Regions from separate parts of the Homo sapiens genome. Here regions 1 and 2 are each linked to region 3. A link is a contact called in ENCODE Hi-C or POLR2A ChIA-PET data. All regions are on one chromosome and are shown on one strand. Each heading gives the region's core, a stretch centred on a gene start or an enhancer-like site at or near the end of the contact. The rest is flanking DNA. Distances are from core to core; before and after follow the strand shown.

Evidence for each region. Hi-C counts contacts between places; a loop is a spot of excess contacts on that map. ChIA-PET counts read pairs that join two places held with the same protein, here RNA polymerase II (POLR2A). Pooled maps may share reads with other maps.
Region 1: a pooled map shows a loop between it and region 3 (3-fold over the local background). The contact joins two enhancer-like sites. A Hi-C loop is called at or near these places in 3 of 37 single-sample maps with no recorded cell type and 3 of 50 pooled maps. POLR2A ChIA-PET finds 5 or more read pairs at or near these places in 2 of 52 experiments (PC-3 and activated CD4-positive, alpha-beta T cell).
Region 2: a map with no recorded cell type shows a loop between it and region 3 (9-fold over the local background). The contact joins two enhancer-like sites. A Hi-C loop is called at or near these places in 1 of 168 maps with a recorded cell type or tissue (dorsolateral prefrontal cortex), 13 of 37 single-sample maps with no recorded cell type and 5 of 50 pooled maps. POLR2A ChIA-PET finds 5 or more read pairs at or near these places in 1 of 52 experiments (H1).

The regions. Positions count from the first base shown.
Region 1 is chr4:110,105,846-110,109,486 of GRCh38, forward strand. All of the region lies in intron 1 of ELOVL6 (ELOVL fatty acid elongase 6), which reads right to left. Among named protein-coding and RNA genes, the nearest start is that of ELOVL6, 91 kb to the right of the region's middle. Within about 2 kb of position 1,291, at least 4 of the 41 ENCODE cell types and tissues checked have a DNase peak (open chromatin) inside an H3K27ac peak, as active enhancers do; they include PC-3, where a contact is called at or near this core.
Region 2 is chr4:110,482,307-110,485,819 of GRCh38, forward strand. All of the region lies in intron 1 of ENPEP (glutamyl aminopeptidase), which reads left to right. Among named protein-coding and RNA genes, the nearest start is that of ENPEP, 7.9 kb to the left of the region's middle. RefSeq lists an enhancer at 2,095-2,144. Within about 2 kb of position 1,930, at least 5 of the 41 ENCODE cell types and tissues checked have a DNase peak (open chromatin) inside an H3K27ac peak, as active enhancers do.
Region 3 is chr4:110,285,878-110,289,297 of GRCh38, forward strand. It overlaps the pseudogene ZBED1P1. Among named protein-coding and RNA genes, the nearest start is that of ELOVL6, 89 kb to the left of the region's middle. RefSeq lists an enhancer at 1,393-1,482. Within about 2 kb of position 1,419, at least 3 of the 41 ENCODE cell types and tissues checked have a DNase peak (open chromatin) inside an H3K27ac peak, as active enhancers do; they include PC-3, where a contact is called at or near this core.

The DNA.
Region 1 (3,641 bases), core at 41-2,540, 180 kb before region 3:
CATGTCAGGATAGATATATTTCCTTTGTAGGCTCTAGGACTGAAATTTCAACAACATAGCATTGAAGTACAAAAAGTAGTCTTTTCACTGAGAGAAATAATTTTATTCTTTAGAGTTTGTTGAGCCAATTTAGATACATACATGAATTTTAAAAAGAAGTGTTTTTATTGGAACTATTTGGTGACAAGGTTGTGTCTTGGAACAAGATAGCCATTTAAAATTTTATCTTGGGTGGGTGTGGTGGCTCACACCTGTTATCCCAGCACTTTGGGAGGCAGAGGTGGGTGGATCACTTTAGGCCAGGAGTTTGAGACCAGACTGGCCAACATGGTAAAACTCCCTCTCTGTTAAAAATACAAAATTTAGCCAGGCATGGTGGTGGGCACCTGTAATCTTAGCTACTTGGGAGGCTGAGGCAGAATTGCTTGAAACCAGAAGGCAGAGGTTGCAATGAGCTGAGATTTTTGAGACTCCATCTCAAAAGGCAAAAGAATAAAAGAATGGTTATTCCATAGGCAGCCCTGAGGACTGCTGGCTGGCTACTTTTATGGGTTTTTTAATTACATGCTAAACGAGGGGTAGATTATTCATGAGTGCTCCGGGGAAAGGGGCGGGGATTTCCCCAGGAACAGAACTGAGGGTTCCTTCCCTTTTTAGACTGTATACTGTACCATGGCATTTGTGAACTGTCATGGTGTTGGTGGGAGTGTCTTTTAGCATGCTAATGCATTATAATTAGCATATAATAAGCAGTGAGGATGATCAGAGGTCACTTGTGTTACCATCTTGGTTTGGGTGGGTTTTGGCCAGCTTCTTAACTATATCCTGTTTTATCAGCAGGGTCTTTGTGACCCGTATCTTGTGCCAACCTCCTATGTCATCCTGTGACTAAGAATTCCTTACCTCCTGGGAATGCAGCCCAGTAGGTCTCAGCCTCATTTTACTTAGCCCCTATTCAAGATAAAGTCACTCTGGTACAAATGCCTCTGACAACAGTACTGATAATGCCAAAAGATAAATTCAAAAGCAAAAATCCACAAACTTCTATAATAGAACTATGATTCGACTGAAAGCAACAGAAACCTTATAAATAATTTAAAACAGTTGAGCATGTTTCCTGAGAAAGCAATGTTTCTCTTAAAATGGGTCTTCCCTATTCAATTAGATCAATAAGGAAAGGGTTGAGAAATAAGTTACAAAACATAATATCAAAAGCAAAATGTGTTCACCTAAAGAGTATTATTTGTAAAATGCTTCGTGTTTTCTCCCTTTATGCTGACATGTAATGCTGACTCATAAGGGACCTTGCTATTTACACAAGCAGCTTTCCTATGTAAATGAATGCAAGTGACCTACTTAGTGAATACCACCAAATAAAGCAATGATTCCAGAAATCAACCCATAAGTAAATGTTGAATAAATCACTTTCACTGAGGTTTACAGACTCTTCTCTTGGGCCCACAAGACCTGGAACACAGTAGGTGCTTAATAAATATCTGTTGAATGAACGTGGTCTTGTCCTATCAAATTTTCTGATGGGGAAAATAATCAGGCATCTGTGTACAGTAAACAGGCAGCAAACACTAACAGAAAGTTGTACTTTCCCCGTAATACATTAATAACTAAAGAGTCAAATATTCAGAAAAATATTATGATACATTTTCTTCCCCCAGAAAGACATTGATTATTTCTATACTTCAGTGAAACAATTTTGTGGAAACTTTAACTATTGGACATTTCAGGAAGAAAGTACTTTTGGCCATAAATTATATATTGCTTTATTTCTCCTCTGGAAATTACAAGGGCATGGAATTAAATTACTTAAGAGTCACAATCACTGTTTCTGTTTATGCACATATAAGCAAAGACTAAAGAAAAATAAAGTTCTACCAAGTTAATGTAGGTGATAGTAATCTGAAAAAGTATATACTTTTTTTCTAATTTATAAAGGTAATAAGTGACAATAATCACATTATGATTTATAGAGTGATTCCTATGGGTAGACATAATGCCAAAAAGCTTTACCATTTAATCCTCATGGTGCAGGTAAAGTATTATCTTTATTTCATAAATAAACAGGCTTAGAGGTAAAGTAGCCCTAGATTTTCCTGTTCTTGTGGTAAACTTTCAGAAGAAAAAGGGGTACTTGAAGTGTTATCTTATAAGCTGTAAAAATTCCTTAAGCTGTCCTGTTGAATTACATAATCATTGCATAATGTGTAGAACATTGTGTAACTGTGAAAAGATGAAGAAGAATTTCCCATCTTCATGTTTCTACTGTCATATTTTCTGAGCCTGGGAAGCTTTCATCCAAACCCTCTTTGCTTCTTTGAGAACAGAAATTAATTATACATATACCATGGAAGACATTTCCTTAAAATTACCATTATTTATCTTACCCATTCAACATAATTGAGATTCTGATTATGGTTGTATTAACTGTATTACTTGCAATCATAAACCAAGTTAAATGAATATCTTCATACAATCCTATCATTCTAGCCATAAAGGGAAAAGTAATGCCTCAAGAACCAAGAAAAGAACAAAAAATCTTCCCTATGTATTTTTTCTCCAATTTCCTAACTTCTAAAATGAGAATTAATCCTAATGCACTGCTCACTTCCCAGCAAGGGCCATTCACTTTTCCACAAGAGCTCTCTTTACAAAGCAATTCAACAGCTAAGGCAATGAAGTCAGTCAGTACAGAATCATAGAACTTGATAATTGCAAGCAAGGAACCTTAGAGGTGGAGCCCAATTTCCTCCTTCGACAGAAAAGAGAATAGGGAACCGATGACAATAGTCACTCACAGTCACACAGCTTCATGCTACACTGGTCAAGACTATCCAACATTGTCATGGCTGTGGTCAAGCAGGTAGGTAAACACAAAATAATTGTATAAGCTATATCAGGGTCACAGGTAGTTAATGGGAATCGGTTTGAGTGCTGTGATCAAAGTAAGTTTTTCATTGCATGCACAGAAATCTTTTACTGTAGTGAAATTCAAATCCTTGGGGTTAGTTTGGAATTAAACCTAAGCATCTGCTATAAGTGGAAGTTGCCTAAGCATTAATAATTACCTCTTTAACTGAGTTGTCATTTATGGTTGAATGTACTATTTGTTTTCCATATTGCTTAGAAGAAGGTAAGATTTTCTTTAATGAACAGGACAATTTAAATGAATTAAAATTGCCTTTCCTTTCTGGCATCTCTCCGGTAAAGTTCAATTATATTCAAGATGAATAATGGTTTGCCACTAGCCCACTTAGTTTTTAATGTGGATAGATTGCTTTCCTAATGGTTCTGTGGTAATACTTTGTATACTGGCAGGCCTCCATACTTGGGTATAATGGTAACACTATACTGTTTTATTATTAGATAATCAGTCATTTTGAGATAGCATGGACTCTTCTTGTTTAATAAATTTTAAATGTGCATCATATAGCACAACCCATAATTATAGGTACTTAATAAGTACTTTTCAGTGTGGTGATTCAGGAGTTATGATTACCAGGTGACCAACCAAATAAAGACAACCCAAATGAAATACTGATGTGCTTTAATTCTGTCAAGCTTATATTTATCCTTTTTACCCTTCTATTTCTGTCATCAAGATGAACAATGGAAATTATTCCATAATT
Region 2 (3,513 bases), core at 680-3,179, 200 kb after region 3:
GAGTTAAAGTTATGGGTCTAGGATACCCCAGCTAGCCTTCACCTCAATTGATATTGGAAATAGGTGGGAAGTAGCCAGGTTAGAAGGGAAGGTCGTAAGTTCAGTGTCAGATGTGTTGATGGCTTGTCAGACATCTAGGAAGAGATGACTAGTAGGCACTTGCATAAGTATGTCTGAAGCACAAGGTTAGAGCTTGTAATAAAGATTTAGGAGTTGAGTGGAAACATCGGTGAGATAATCATCATTAAGTGTGTGTGTGTAATGTATTCTTACCTGCATGGATGTGTATGTATACTCAAGCACATGTAGTTTTGATCTTGAAATTTTTGTCGTATGTCAGTTTGTTCATTATATTCTTAGATTAGTATGCTGAGCTATTATCCCATTGTCAATAAAAATGTCAATAAAGAATAGATTTTAGGTTGGGCGAGGTGGCTCATGCCTGTAATCCCAGCATTTTGGAAGGCTGAGGTGGGCGGATCACCTGAGGTCAGGAGTTCGAGAGCAGCCTGGCTAACATGGTGAAACCCCGCCTCTACTAAAAATACAAAAATTAGCCGGGGGTAGTGGCACATGCCTGTAATCCCAGCTACTCTGGAGGCTGAGGCAGGAGAATTGCTTGAACCCAGGAGGCGGAGGTTGTAGTGAGTCAAGATCGCGCCACTGCACTCTAGCCTGGGTGACAGAGTGAGACTCCATCTCAAACAAACAAAAAAAGAATACATTTTCTTTTTGGTCTTGTTTACTTGTTGCAGGAGGCTAAGTAAATTTCTTTTATTTTGGAAGCAAGAAAACAAAAAGAAATTTTACTTGACCTTGAATATCTTCTACATAGAAAAAAAAAATTGGAAAATAAAGTTAAATAACTAACTGGTTCATTCAAACCACCATAAAAATACATAGAGGTCTGAACAATCTAGAGGGGTTGTTTTTCACCAAGCTGCTCCTCTATGTAATTCTGGAACCCTTTATTTAGTCTATATAGACCCCTAGCAATTGTGACTACCTGTCCCGAATCAGAAGCTCTGTGTTTAAGGATTTCACCCAAAACTTGCTGTTTATTTTGCTGGTTCAACTTATAAAATTGCTCAGCACAGCCAGAGAGTCTTCACTGGAAACAGCATGCCAGATGATTTATGAGATAATTAGGTACCTTTTTTGGTTTTTTTTTTAGAGTCAATTCAGAGTGATCCAAGCCATAACTTGTGCCATCGCCCCTTCTCCCTCAGTTTTCTTAAAGTCACCTTGATCTGATCCACTCAGAGATGCCAGAGAAATGCTCTTCCCTTTTGGAAACGACTAAATTGCATAGACTATCATTTTATTGTGCTAGGTCTAGTAAGTGACTTATTAATGTGGCATAGGGAGGCCCTTGTGGGAAGGTGGTTTACTCCAACACATTTGCCTGGCGCGATAATTATTCAGGACGTACCCACAAGTCACTCCTGAACATATTGTGCTATTAGTCAGCCTTTTTCTCTTAATTTGCAAGACAAGTCATCTGATTTTAATCACTGAATAAAATCTTCCCAAAGAAGTTGTGATCTAGAATTGTTTTGTATTGTTATCTCTTATTCCTTGTTTTCAACTTTGCACACACTTAGAAAAGTTTAGGGCCAACTGATGGAATTTAGGATATATAAAAAGGAGCTTTTGAGTTATTCTGAAGTTCATGAGAAAAAGAACAGGTTACCATTTTAAAAATGCTTACATTGCCTATAGTGTATATACACCAAGTAATTTTGTTCCAGTATATATTGCAGTCAAATGAAAGGATTTGAAATATTTCAGATTGTGAAAGTGCTATGTCAGAAAGCACTAGCATTCTAGATTTATAAGATGTAGAATGAGGTATATCCTAACCACATTATGTAAATTTTAAGGGAGTTTCAAATGTATTACTACATGTAATCTACGCCTTCTCACTTCCCCATAACGCTGTGAGGAGGCTATACATGCTCTGGTGACCAGGTTTTACAGATGAGGACACTAAAAGTCTGGGGTTTTGTGACTTGGTCAAGATCACACTTTAGTAGCTGAAGTGGATTAGAATGTAAGAATGTTTGCTCTTAGAAAAGGGTTTTCCCCATAAAATCATATTGGCTCTGAACTTTAAAAAAGAAAAAGAAAATAAACATTATATAGCTCTTCGGGTTGATGAATGTCACTGTATCTATATCTGGGTCACTGTGATTGAGTTAGACTTGCTGTGACTGACATTTGCTGAGAGGACCACTGAGCTGGGCCAAACACACCGCACAGAGAAATCTCCCACACTGTTCTGTTCCATGTCCGTTGGCAAGCTCAGGAATACGCTAGTTTAGGAAGGTAGTTTTTGCCTACAATCAAGCAGAATGTCTTTTAAAGAGAGAAGGTGAGAAAAGGATTGAAAATTATTTTCTTTCCTGGGATCTTAGGAATATATATTATATATATTATATTATATTTTATATATATATTATATTATATATATATATATTCATATTCTGGCATCCAGCCAAGAGTAAAATAGAGTATTTGAAAACATACCCCATGGCTATAGCTTAGGAAAGTGTAATTCCACTTCCTCCTTCCTCTCACCTCCCACACACGAAGATGTGTGTGGTGCGCGCATGCACGCACGCACACTCACACACACTCATCTTCTCAAATTAGTTAGCTGGCCTATTTCTGAGGTGTGACTCAGAGGAGACATTCTTGCAAGGAGTGACTTTTCCTTTTCCCCTGCCTCTGGAAGACATCAGAAGTCAGAAGAATTCAGAAGGAAAAGGCAGCTGACTAAACATGGGGTTGGAGCTTGGTGGATCTTATAAAACTTTCAAACTCTGGGAAAGTGTACAGGCTTTTTTAGAGTCTGATATACTTGCAATTAACTACAATCTGCAAGATGTTTAGAAACTTCAATTGACTAAACTGTTAATGTCACAAAACTAATCAATGATTGTTCTATTGCAGAATGAATTCTTAACTGAGGCTTTTCTTGGGTAACTTTATTGTGACATAATTTCAGACTCATAGGAAAGTTATAAGAACGGTACTAGGAATTCCTAGAAATACTTAACCTAGATTCACCAATTGTTTACGTTTTAGCCTGTACCCCTTCCCCTTCCTTTCCAGAGCACATGGAAACATCCTCTCCCTTTACCCCTTAACATCAGAGCATATTTCTTAAGCACGGGGGCATTCTCTAAAATAAACATAGTACAGTCATCAAAATCAAGAAATTTAACATTAATACAACTATCTAATTCACAGTCTGTAATAGAATTTTATCAACTAACCTAATGATGTCTTTTTGAATGTTTTTTCCCCCAGTGCAGTACCCAGTCTGGAATGCTGCATTGCACTTAGTGTCATGCCCTTTTAGACTCCTTTAAACTGAAACCAGTCCCTTAGTCCTTCTTTGTCTTTCTAAAGTTAATATTTTTGAAGAATACAGGCTGGCTATTTTGAGAATGTCCCTCAGTTGTAGTTTGTCTGATTTTCCTCATGATTTAAAAATGCAAGTTAAGT
Region 3 (3,420 bases), core at 169-2,668:
TTTATAACATGAGTAAATTTTGGGGATCTATTGTACAGCATGATAGCTACAGTTAATAATACTGTATTGTTTACTTAAAATTTGCCAGAGAGTATGCCTTAAGTGTTCTTATCACACACACACACACACACACAGAGTACATATATATGGTGATGGATGTGTTAATTAATTTGATTTTGGTAATTATTACACAAAGTATATGTACATCAAATCAACAAGTTGAACACGTTAAATAGATATAATTTTTCTTTGTCAATTATACCTCAATAAAGCTGAAAAAAAAGAAATATAACATGAGTCACAAACGTGAGCCACATTGTAATTCTAAATGTTCTAATAGTCACATGAAAGAAGTAAAAAAAGTAAAATTAATTTTAATAATATATTCTATTTACTAGTATATTAAAATCATTACCATTTAAATATGTATTCAGTATAAAATTATTAATGAGATAGTTTACTTTTTTAAAAATATTAAGCCTTGGAATAAGTATGTATTTTACACTCATAATACATCTCAGTTTGGACAGGCCTCACACTTCAAATGCTCAGTGTGTACCGTATAGGACAGTGTATCTTTAGATCACTGTTGTCAATATAAAAACAAAATATGTGAAAATCTTTATTATAACAATTGAATTCATGATTTTCCTCAAATGAAGGCAAAGAAATAAAATTTTATGAAATAAGTATACTATAAAATGATTTATATGGTGTATGTGTCCTTATTTTATTATTCAACTACACATCAATAGAATACTCAGATATACACACGTGTGAATATATTAGTTGTCTTTGATGTTTTTCAGGCACATAAAAAGCATAACTTTACATGTTTTTTTACTTAGTCACTATAAAGTTATATTTATCAAGGTAGGCACCTAAAACATTTTATTTATTTATTTATTTTTAAAGTAACCAGTTTATTTTGTTTTATTGGAGGGTGTTGATTGGGCATTTTGTTTTGTTTTGTTTTGTTTTGCTTTGTTTTAGAGTCGGAGTTTTGCTCTGTCATCCTGGCTGGAGTGCAGTGGAACGAACATAGCTTACTGTAGCCTCGAACTTCTGGGCCCAAGGGATCCTCCTGCCTTAGCTTCTGGAGTAGGGGGCACTAGAGGCGCATGCCACCCCACCTGGCTAACATTTTATTTAAGAGTTTACTAGGCCAGGCACAGTGGCTCATGCCTGTAATCCCAGCATTTGTGAGGCTGAGATGGGAGGATTCTTTGAGGCCAGGAGTTCGAGACCAGCCTGGTCAACATAGTGAGACCCCATCTCTAAGAAAAAAAGGTTTGCTAACTTGATTTCCAACACTTAAATATTTGGGCATATAGTAGGCATTCATCTATAACCTTGCCACAGGCCCTGCAAAAGTTGGACTTGGGCCTGGCTTGGAACTCTGCTTTCAAATGTTGGCATGACTCATTCCCTCACTCCTTTGAGAATGAGCTCAAATTTCGTTTTGTCAGTGAGAACCGAAACTGTATACACCCACATAGCTTACTGTGTATATTTACAGGCCTTTGTTATTCTAGGTTTCATCAACATAGCTTTACTATTCTAGGAAACTCTTGCTGAAGAAGATAAAAGTTGTGAATAACATTATCATTCATTTCAGCAATGTCCCAAAAGGCCATCAACTCTTCATGAAAAGCATCAATTTGTTCCTCCAGTCATGGGAGCCATATCAAAACTACAGTTGAAACCCCAAGACTGCTTGAACCCAAGACTCTTTGAAAACCTTGCCTTTACATCTTCACTTTGCTGTGACCACGAATCTTAAACTATTAAGTCATAATCCTTACAGAGTGTTAATTAAGCACTGATATCGGATAAGATCTGTCTTAAACTGACTTAGAGTCCCAGTAAATATCCTGACTTTGTTCTCCCTCTTCTGAGATGCTCTAAGATTCTGTGGAGGGAGTACTCCCTTCCCAAGATCAATATAAGCTCAGCTTTGTCTTTTCGACAGGTTGTCATAGTGATAATTTGGGGAGCCAGCATTCAGGATCAGTAAGTCTTTCTCTGAACATTCTTTTTTTTTTATTTTTTTTTTGAGAAGGAAGTCTTGCTCTGTCACCCAGGCTGGAGTGCAGTGGCGTGATTTCGGCTCACTGCGACCTCCCAGGTTCAAGGGTTCAAGCGATTCTCCTGCCTCAATATCCTGAGTAGCTGGGATTACAGGTGCCTGCTTACCACGCCTGGCTAATTTTTGCATTTTGAGTAGAGACGGGGTTTCACCATGTTGGCCAGGCTGGTCTTGAACTCCTGACCTCAGGTTTTCTACCCGCCTTGGCCTCTCAAAGTGCTGGGATTATAGGCATGAGCCACCATGCCAGGCCTGGTCTTGAACTCCTGACCTCAAGTGATCCACCTGCCTCGGCCTCCCAAAGTGCTGTGATTACAGGCGTGAGCCACCGCGCCCAGCCTAGTCAAATTGTTTTATATAAGAGAATGTTAATCAAATTTTCTGATCAGGTGATTTTTCAAAAGCTAAAGCATTATATCAGAGCTTATATCAGTAAGAGTAGCCGGGGATGTAGAGGATATTCTAAGCATAAATCTTTCTGATGATCTGGCTTTATCCCAGAGATGTGAAATTAATAACACATCAGGGTATAAAGAGAATATTCTTTCCACATGAATATCATTTCTCATAAAGGAGTTTTTACAGAAAATTAGCAACTTCTCTGGAATTAAAGGAACATCGCTCTGTTACCCAGGCTGGAGTACAGTGGCGAGATCATAGCTCACTGCAGGCTTGACCTCTCAGGCTTAAGCAATCCTCCTGCTTCAGCCTCCTGAGTAGCTGGGACTACAGATGTGCACCACCGCACCCAACTAATCTTTAAATTTTTAATTTTTTGTAGAGACGGGGTCCAACTATGTTGCCCAGGCTGGTCTCAAACTCCTGGGCTCAAGCAGTTGTCCACAGGCTGCAGTTTTAGTTCATACAGAATTGTCCTCAAAGAATGTCATAGTCTGGGCTACATTTTGGACTTATTTCCCTTTCTTCTTTATGGGGGATGTTCAATCTGTGATTTTCTGAGTTCCTCAGATGAAAGGCTTCTGCAAGTCTGTGAAGGTTTTTTAAAGTCTTGAATTTAAGATGAAGAATTGTTGAAATTAGTCTGGGACATCTGCTTTGATGAAGAGTCTTGACAGCCAATCAAAAGATAGCAGGTTTTCAGCTTCTCTTTTTAGAACCAAGACTATCTTGAACTTACTCTCTTTGAGCAGGATTTTTCTCTTCATCATTTAACACGGAAAGAAAAAAGGGATGGAACAGGGTGAATTGAAGCTCACAAGGACATGCTTGAAGAATTATGGGTGTACAAGCAAACTTCAGGGTAGGAGAAAAAAGAATCATGGGCGAATGCTTCCTTTAACATTTTACTAAGTGGGGTTTGGAAGGCAAGA